2 separate regions of the Homo sapiens genome follow, and region 2 is linked to region 1. A link is a contact called in ENCODE Hi-C or POLR2A ChIA-PET data. All regions are on one chromosome and are shown on one strand. The core of a region is the stretch at or near the end of the contact, and the rest is flanking DNA. Distances in the headings are between cores, read along the strand shown. Region 1 holds the start of LINC00539 (long intergenic non-protein coding RNA 539). Region 2 overlaps ZDHHC20 (zDHHC palmitoyltransferase 20).

Region 1 (4,772 bases), core at 563-3,062:
CGGGGGCTCTCCAGTGGTCCAGTGGGCATTACAGGAGCACAGGGAGGATGAGGGGAATGAAGCGGGGAGTGAAGGGCACACACACTTAGACCCCACCGGCCACCTACAGAAGGCCTGAGGGGACAGCCCTTTCTGAAGTGATGCCTTCCTCTGTTGGGAAGCCAGGAGCCTCCCCTGGTGGGATCCATGAGGCCCTGGGTGTGGGGCAGGATATGTGGGACGGGCACAGAGCCCCTTCCATTTCCTTCTCAGGCCAGAATCATAACTGTCCATGCATTCCTTAAAAGCAGAGAGGGACCCTCTCCTTCCCCATCCATCAACAGCCTTCGGAGTCTAATTACATGCACGGAGCTTCAGTTCCCTTCTCTGTAAAATGGGGCTAATACTAATAAGACCTCTTCAGGGCAGTGTAGGAAGTCAATGAAACTCCAACATCTCCAAAACCACCCAGCAGATCACAGGATCTTGAAGTAAGCACAGTGTTTGGCATACAGTAGGCGCTCATCAATGCTGGTTCCTTTCACTCTCTGCCACTTGCTGGCTATGTGTGACTTAACCTCCCAATGCCTCCGTTTCTTCATTTTGAAGTGAAAGATGATGCCTATCCTCAACTTCAGACGAGATCCGGCACGTTCAGGGTGGTATGGCCGTAGACCCCAACTTCAAAACAACAGGCACACCCATTCAATTCAGGTAGCACCCTCCAAATGTGCCATGGGCTTAAGAGGCAGGAAGAGAGCCTGGTATGAGCCCACGGCTTCGGCTCCTGTTGCTCACTCTCTGCAGATCCTTGTGCAGTTCTCTGGGGTCACTTGCTGGTCTTTTTGAGTTTCAGTTTTCTTATTTGTAAGCTGGGGATGGTCATATCTCATTAGATTTTTTGGAGGACTAAATGGGACAATAAATATAAAACGCTCAGTACAAAACTTAGTCTATGGTCAGTGTTCAACAAATACTAGTCACTGGTAATAGTAGAACCACCTGCATTATGACACTATTATTTCTAGGCTCTTATGAGGATTCTCATTTACCAGGCATACTAGCCCTGCAAAACGGACACTATTGCTTCCATTATACAGATGAGGAAACTGAGGCTCAGAGAAGCTAAGTAACTTCTTCAAGGTTGCCCAGGCTGGGCGCAGTGGCTCATGCCTGTAATCCCAGCACTTGGGAGGCCGAGGAGGGCAGATTACTTGAGGGGAGGAGTTTGAGGACAGCCTGGCCAACATGACAAAACCCCGTCAATAAAAAATATAAAAATCAGCCAGGCGTGGTGGCACATGCCCGTAGTCCCAGCTACTCAGGAGGCTGAGGCAGGAGAATCGCTTGAACCAGGGAGGCAGGACTTGAGCATGCCACTGCACTCCAGCCTGGGCAATAGAGCAAGACTCTGTCTCAAAAACAACAAAACAAAACCAAACCAAAAAAAGGTTGCCCGGTTGCCCAGTGACAGAGCCAAGTCTTGCTTTCCAAGCTTGGGCTCACTCTCCTACACTAACTACCTGGCCCCATGCTGCCCAGTCCTGGGCTAGCTGCAGGAGGCTGCCGCATTACCCACCTCAAGCCACACAAGCACTGGCAGTAACAAGAGGCCGTAGAGAACCTAGAGTTCTCCAGCGGATGTGGTTCTCTGGCTGCCGTGGGCTGCCAGGGATCCCTTAGATCGCGGACTCCACAGTTCTTTCTTGCCACCTCCAGAAGGAGGCTGCAGCCCCATGAGCCAGGCAGCAGGAAGGGAGGAAGTCTCGCTTCTTGCCAGACACATTGTTTAACTGCAACAGTCAGTCCTCCAAAAACTCTGCCGGAAGTCCACCCCAGAAACTCAAGGGAGGAAACTGACTGCCTTCTTGGGGTTTTCTTAACTGTGCTTTTTCTGCTCTGCAGGAAAGATGCAACCTGGGCCAGAGGCCCCTGGAGGTTGTGCCTGAACCCAGACAGATCACACAAACCTGAGCAGCCATTAGCCGCTGTGTGGGCTCCTTTGCACTGTGGGGCTGCTCCTGGGGTAAGTGTGTGTCTTTGTGTGTGTGTGGGGTTCGGGGGCTGGGATGGCTGACTTACAAAGGACACGCTGTGGCCCAGCCCTGGGCAGCATCCAGCCTGCTTAGGTGGCCTTCTGTGGGCTTGGCCAAAAACACTGAGGCCTTTCTCTGTTTCACCTTCTTGTGCCAACTTGGCTGTGTGTGAACAAAGAATCACAAGCACACACCTGAGTTCACACTTGTGTAAAATTGGACTGAAGAGCTTGGTGAATCAAAGTTCAAGAAGGGTGACTTGGCCGGGCATGGTGGCTCAGTCCTGTAATCCTAGCACTTTGGGAGGCTGAGGGGGAGCAGATCACTTGAACCCAGGAGTTCAAGACCAGCTTGGGCAACACAGAAAGACCCTGTCTCTACAAAAAAATTTAAAAATTAGCTAGGTGTAGTGAGGTGTGCCTATATTCCCAGCTACTCTGGAGGCTGAGGTGGGAGGACTGCTTGAGCCTGGGAGGTTGAGGCTGCAGTGAGCTGTGATCATTCCATTGCACTCCAGCTTGGGTGACAGAGTGGGACCCCATCTCTTAAATTTAAAAAAGAGAAAGGAGAAGGAGAAGGAGGAGAAGGAGAAGGAGGAGGAGAGGGAGAGGAGAAGAAGAAGGAAGAGGAGGAGGAGGCGGGGGGGAGGGGGAGGAGGAGAAGAAGGAGAAGGGAGGAGATGGAGAAGGAGGGCACCTCAGAAGCCCTCAATAAAAACAGGGAGGAAGAGAACAAACACATCAAAGCTGCTGAGTCTGGTGCCAAGAGCAGGGGACTTAAAAGCTGTGTGACTTTGTCATTTGAGTTAACCTCTCTGATCCTCAACTTCTTGTTTGTGAAGTAGGAATAAGATTTTTTTGTGAGTTTGTTCTGAGGCTCATTAGTAACGTACGTAAAGCTGTTGGCTCCTGGTCTCTCTTATCATTCAGGGTTAAGCTTCGAAGTGGGCACAGGTGCTGGCAGCTATGGAATGGTGGGGAGGTTGCAGGGTGGGTCCCCTGGTCACAGAGAGCTTCTCACTGCCAGGGCTCAGAAGCCCCCTCACTGAGAGGCCTCACTGCCAGGGTTCAGAGCTCCCTCACTGGAGAGGGACTTCTTGAGTGTTGCAAGCTACATGGACAGACCATCTATGAGATCAAGCGTCCAGGCCCCTGGGCCAAGCAAATCTTGGGCCAAGATTGTGTGGCTTTAGGGGACATTATGGAGCCTCTGAGGGCCTCAGCTCCTCCTCTGTGAACTGGGGACTGTGGTGGTGATAATGGTACCTACGCATACAGAGATTGACAAGTACTGCTGAAACACAGCTAGGGATGTCTGTCTCACATCAAAAGGCTTTCAAACAGCTGTTTTTAATAATAATAATTATTAATTATATTATAGTTATTAATATTTACTTATATTATTATATGTAATAATTATATATTAATTACATTATCATATTAATTATTAAAAATAGAATAATAATTATTATTAGCCCTGGGAGAAGGTTATCATGAATTTTTTTTGGAGGGAGGTCAGATGACAGCTTGTCAAGGTAACAGAGTGCAAGAGAAGAGCCTGCCTCGGTTGGGGGTGGTCAGGGCCTGGGCACCCCACGGAGACACAGGGGAGCCTAGGGGAGGACTGAGACCCCTTCTCTTGCTCAATCAACTTTTTCAAGTCAACAGTGACATGTGTGCCAGGCTCTGACCCCTGATCACAGCTTCCCCTGACAGGGGCCTCTGTGGGGATGTCTCACAAGGCCAGGGAGGACCTGGAAACACATCCCTCCCATAGGCTACATCCCATCGTCAAAAGGAGACCTCGGGGGACCCACCTGCTCCTCCTGCCTGCCCCTGCCCCCAGCCCAGAGAACCAAGCTGAGCCACCTGCCTGTGCTCCCAAAAAGACACCCCTTCTGTCCCAGCTTGATTTCCACAAAATTACCTGTGGGGCATGTGCTGGCCAGAGGCCAAGTGGGCTCATCTATCTGCCCAGGGCAGCATTTTAGAACAGGGAGTGGAAATAGTGTCCAGGTTGTAACGAGTTTTTGGAAGAGGGGAGGGGGTGGAGAACAGAGAAGGAGGGGGCCAGGGAGCGGGAGAGAGGAGTCACCCGAGGCTTCTCCTCTGCGGCGTTTAATGGGAAAATGAGATATTTCCTAGGCAATTGCTTTTAGGTGACTATTGAAATTAATGCCTCGTTCCAGCAGCACATCTTTGTTAGAACATTAGTCTCTCAGAGGGAGCAAGAAAATGAGAAGGGAAAACAAAACAAAAACAAATTACCTGAAATGAGCCCAGTAGAGAAGGCTGAGGACAGAGGACTTGGGACCATGGAGAGCTTGAGGGTGAACTGACTGTGGGATCATGCGAGGGGCCTAAGCGCTGAGGAGCCTTGGTGGCCTGGCGAGACTGTCCCGCCCAGGGGCTGCCCTCCTCTGCCACCTGGGGCTGGGGTATGGTTGCTGAGTGACAGGGCGACTTGGGGTCCACTGGACGGGTCCTGCCGAAGTCCCTGCTTGGCCTCTGGGCTCCCTGGCCTTCTGAGGTGACGGGGAGGCTCTGAGCCCACACGTGGTCTCTCACAGGCTTTGGGGCTGCATTCACAGTTTCTCAGTTTCCCTGACAGTGGGGGTTCACTGAGATGTTAGGGACCCCTGTAGTGATAATATCCGCTATGACTTATGAGCGCTCCCTACCTGTCAGCCACAGTCCCGGGAGGAGCAGCCTGGGTTCCTGCTGGGGAGAACCCCTTGAGCCAGCGTGAAGGCTGTGA
Region 2 (4,872 bases), core at 29-2,528, 91 kb before region 1:
TAGATCTTCTGAATAACTTGCTGCAGCTTTTACATAAAAACTTGCTGCTTCGTCCTGTACTTTTGTGTTATGGAGATGGCTTATTTCCTTAAACCTCATAAATCAACTTCTGCTAGCTTAAGACTTTTTTCCTGCAGCTTTCTCATCTCTCTCAGCCTTCACAAAATTAAAGAGAGTTAGGACTTTGCTCTGAGTTAGGCTTTGGCTTAAGGGAATGTTTGTGGCTGGTTTGGCTCTCTGTCTAGAAAACTCAAACTTTTTTTGTATCAGCCTCATTGCACTTTCTTATTCATCTATTCACTGGAGTAGTACTTTTTTTAAAATTAATTTTTTTTATTATACTTTAAGTTCTAGGGTACACGTACACAACGTGGGCCAAAGTTAGTGCCACTCCACTGGAGTAGTACTTTTAATTTTCTTCAAGAACTTTTCCTTGGCATTCACAACTTGGCTAACTTTGGCCCAAGAGGCCTAGCGTTTATCCTGTCTTGGTTTTTAACATGTCTTTCTCACTAAGCTTAGTCATTTCTAGCTGTTGATCTAAAGTGACAGGTGTGTGACTCTTCCTTTCACCTGAACACTTAGAGGCCATTGTAGGATTATTAATTGGCTTGATTGCAGTATTGTTGTGTCTCCGGAAATAGGGAGGCCCAAGGAGACGGAGAGAGATAGAGGAATGTCTGGTCAGTGGAGTGGTAGAAACACCACATTTATTAAGTTTTCCATCGTATATGGATGCAGTTGGTGGTACTCCAAAACAATTACAATAGTAACGTCACAGATCACTGATCACAGAGCACCAGAGCAGATATTATGATAATGAAAAAGGTTGAAATACTGTGAGAATTAACCAAAATGTGACACGGAGACACAAAGTGAGCACAAAGTGTTGGAAAAATAGCACAGATAGACTTGCTTAATGCAGGGTTGCCACAACCTTCGATTTGTAAAAAACATAATGTCTGCAAAGCACAATAAATCAAAGCACCTTATGAGATGTGCCTATATGTATTTTCAGCAAGAATGTCACAGAAGTAATGCTGTGTCATTATAACATTTTGGGGACCATTAATGTTGATCAACACCCAAGGTAGTGTGTGCTATGTTTCTCCATTCTATAAAGGTACAGTTTTTCTTTGTAATTAATATTCTATTAGACCACCACATCACACGGATTCCTTTTTGAGGAAGGACTTGTTGCTCAGTTTTGGTCAGTGCAGTCAGCAGATAGCTTCCAGCACTTTCTGCATGACTCATATCACCCAAGGTCACACCCTTCCTGGTGCAGCTTGCACACAATGCCTGAGTGAGATGGGGTGGAACTGCCCACTTCAGAGCTCCCTGCCGGTTGCTGAAGCCAGGACTATATTGCAGTGAGATTGCTCCCTTAGCCCAATTATACCTCTTCCCCCTTCCTTTCACATATGCTGGTCCCTAGTAAATACATTGCACCCCAAACTCTGTCTTAGCATCTGATTCCAGAGAACCCAACCTGAGTCATTTCTTATTGGGAGACATTTTGAAACCCTGTGAATAATCTGTTTGTTATTACTTTCACTTACTCCTTTTAGCATCTATTGAGAATTCTTGCTTGAAACAGTTATTACTGTCCTGGTTGCCAAATGGTGGTTTTCTAATTCCATGATTTCTTCTACATTTACTAGTTAGAATTCTACTGTATGGAAGAGATTATCCTTCTCCCATTTACTTATTTATTGATTCACTCACATATATCAGCATGCACCGGCAAATTCTATTTTGTGAATTATAATCTAACACGTATTTTATTGTTCAATTTGTCCCAGATTTGGCCAGTAGGAGCCAGTTTCCATCTTGTTTCTGTGTGCTTTGATGTGTCCTTATTGTTTTTTTAGTACTTCCTTTCTTTCTGGCAATATATTTCAGCATTGTTTGATACTTTTCCTGCCCCTGGAATTGGTCATTTCAACAGGGACCAAGAATGAATATAAAAAATGGAAACATTCAAGCATTAGAAGAAAATATGGGTGGATGATCTTAAGGCAATGAGGAAAGCCTCTAACATCTCAGAATCACCAAGCACAATAGAAAAAACAAACAAACAAAAAAGTAAGCAGATGTTTCACAGGAAAAAAAAAATGAAAATGACACATAAGCATAAGAAAAGATACTGACCCTCACTTATAAGATAAATACGAGGTAAAATTATCCTGCCATACCAAAAGATTGAAAACTTCATTGAGTAGACTGCAGAGAAACAGTCAGTTTCATTCATTGCTGGTAGAAGTATAAAATGGTACAACCCGTATAAAAGGGTTTTTGCAAAAAGCTAAAGACATGGTGGACAGATTTACTTTTGGTTCAGTAATCCCACTGTTAGGAATCTACACTGAAGATAAACTTCCACAAATAAACAACACATGCACAAGGTTATTTATTGCAACATTGTAGTGGCAAAGGATTGGCGACAACACAGATGCCCATCAATAGAAGGCTGATTGTATAACTGGAATATCCACACAACGGAATATTGTGCAATGCTTTAAAAAAAAAAAAAGGATGTCTCTGTGTGCTAATGGGTAGCGATTTCTAGAATTTGTAGGACATTTCACAAGACATCTGGCCTGATCTTTTCAAAAAGTCATCATCATATGGATTTAGGGAAGATGGTGGTAATAGTACATTATTTTTGAGTCACTCCAAATCACTGCATAAAAACAGAACATGAACAGTATCTGTAGCAAAACTAGTTTGCTAGAGAATGACAATGAGCTTCAGACAACCAAATTGACTGCAGAGATACAAATTAAACTCTAATATGAACATTAAATATTTATTTTCTTGTGGACCCAAGACTAAGACTAAATGAGGAATAATGTTTGTAATGGATACTATATGCTTTAACAATTTTGATTCAGCACAACTACTAGAGAATGGAGAGAGAATATATGAAAAAATTATTCAAACTTTTAAGTAATCATATTACTGGCAGTGTTATTGTCATTATCTCGAGATTATTGGGTAAGCAATATGGGGTATTCTAATTCTTCATCCCTTGTGTCCTTGAGAACCAGAATTCTCAATGGAAAAAGGAGATACAAATGTGAGATAGAAGATGTTAAGTAAAAACCCTGTAGACTTTAATTTTAATTGGAAATATCGGTATCAACTTATCAGGTATTTAATCTTCCTTTTAAAATGGTGTGCACGCACACACACAGACACACAGACACACACACACACACACGTAGGAAAGGAAAACAAACCCTGTTGATTACCAGACTAGTCATTTATGTAGAAAATCCCAAAGAAACTGCAAACAAGCTACTAGAACCGAAAAGTGAATTGAGCCAGCATACAAGGTCAATAAAAAAACTAAAACATATTTCTAAATACTATTCTATAGCAATGAGTAATTAAAATTGGAATTTTTAGAAATGCTGTTTATAATAGCATCAAAAACATGAAATATTTTAGGGATAAGTCTAATAAAATATGTGCAAGATTCTGTGTGATAGAGAAAATCTAAAATGGAGAGCTACGCCATGGTCATGGGCTGTAAGACAATATTTCAAAGACATTACTTCTCCCCAAGTTGATCTGTAAGTTCAGCCAGTCAAAATCCAGGCATCAGCCAGCACTGGATCTCCCAGAACAAACAAACAAAAAACAAAACCAGGCAGATTTTTGTTTGTGAATTCCCGCCTCCCACCCCCACCAGATGGAGTCTTGCTCTGTCACCCAGGCTGGAGTGCAGTGGAGTGATCTCGGCTCACTGCAAGCTCCGCCTTCTGGGTTCACGCCATTCTCCTACCTCACCCTCCTGAGTAGCTGGGACTACAGGCACCCGCCACCACGCCCGGCTAATTTTTTGTATTTTTAGTAGAGATGGAGTTTTACTGTGTTAGCCAGGATGGTCTCGATCTCCTGACCTCATGATCCGCCCGCCTCAGCCTCCCAAAGTGCTGGGATTACAGGCATGAGCCACCATGCCTGGCCTTGTTTGAGTATTTTTTTAAGGAAATCAATAAGATGAGTTTAAAATTTACATGGGCCAGACACAATGGCATGCAAGCTGTCTAGCTACTCAGGAGGCCTATAGTCCTAGCTACTTGGGAGGCTGAGACAGACAGACTGCTTGAGCCCAGGAGTTTGAGACAAGCCTGGGCAATACAGCAAAATCCTGTCTCTAAAAAAGGTAAAAATAAGTAAGTATTTATATGGAAATGCAAACCTAAAATAGCCAAAATACTTTTGAAAAATAATAAGTTGGAGGACCCATACTATCTGATTTCAAGATTTACTGAAAGCTATATGTAATCAAGACTGTAGTATCTGAGTAAGAATGGACATATAGACCAGTGGAACAAAATAGAGTTCAGAAATAAACCCTTACACGTATAGTCAGTTGATTCCCATAAGAAAATTCCAGGTTAATTTAATGAAGAACAAATAGTTATTTCAACTAACACTGTAAGAACTATTCACCATTCATATGTAAAAAAATTAACCTCAACCTTTACCTGTACCATATACAAAGTATCAACTTTTTAAAATGGATTACATGGGGGGGCATGGTGGGTCACACCTGTAATCCCAGCACTTTGGGAGGCCATGGTAGGCGGATCAGTTGAGGTCAGGAGTTCAAGACAAGCCTGGCCAACATGGTGAAACCCTATCTTTATTAAAAATACAAAAAAGTTGTCCAGGAGAGATGTCTCATGCCTGTAATCCCAGCACTTTGGGAGGCCGAGGCAGGTGGATCACGAGGTCAGGAGATCCAGACCACCTTGGCTAACATGGTGAAACCCCATCTCTACTAAAAAACACAAAAAAAATTAGTCAGGCATGGTGGTGGGCGCCTGCAGTCCCAGCTACTCAGGAGGCTGAGGC

The links. Hi-C counts contacts between places; a loop is a spot of excess contacts on that map. ChIA-PET counts read pairs that join two places held with the same protein, here RNA polymerase II (POLR2A). Pooled maps may share reads with other maps.
Region 2: a pooled map shows a loop between it and region 1 (2.5-fold over the local background). The contact joins the enhancer-like site here to the promoter of LINC00539 in region 1. A Hi-C loop is called at or near these places in 1 of 37 single-sample maps with no recorded cell type and 5 of 50 pooled maps. POLR2A ChIA-PET finds 5 or more read pairs at or near these places in 1 of 52 experiments (activated T-cell).

What each region holds. Positions count from the first base shown.
Region 1 is chr13:21,341,899-21,346,670 of GRCh38, reverse strand. It overlaps LINC00539 (long intergenic non-protein coding RNA 539), which reads left to right and starts at 1,812. Exons shown (of 3, transcript NR_103841.1): 1 at 1,812-2,005. It also overlaps the pseudogene MIPEPP3. RefSeq lists a silencer at 1-74 and an enhancer at 3,960-4,463.
Region 2 is chr13:21,432,442-21,437,313 of GRCh38, reverse strand. All of the region lies in intron 1 of ZDHHC20 (zDHHC palmitoyltransferase 20), which reads left to right. Among named protein-coding and RNA genes, the nearest start is that of ZDHHC20, 24 kb to the left of the region's middle. Within about 2 kb of position 1,278, at least 26 of the 41 ENCODE cell types and tissues checked have a DNase peak (open chromatin) inside an H3K27ac peak, as active enhancers do.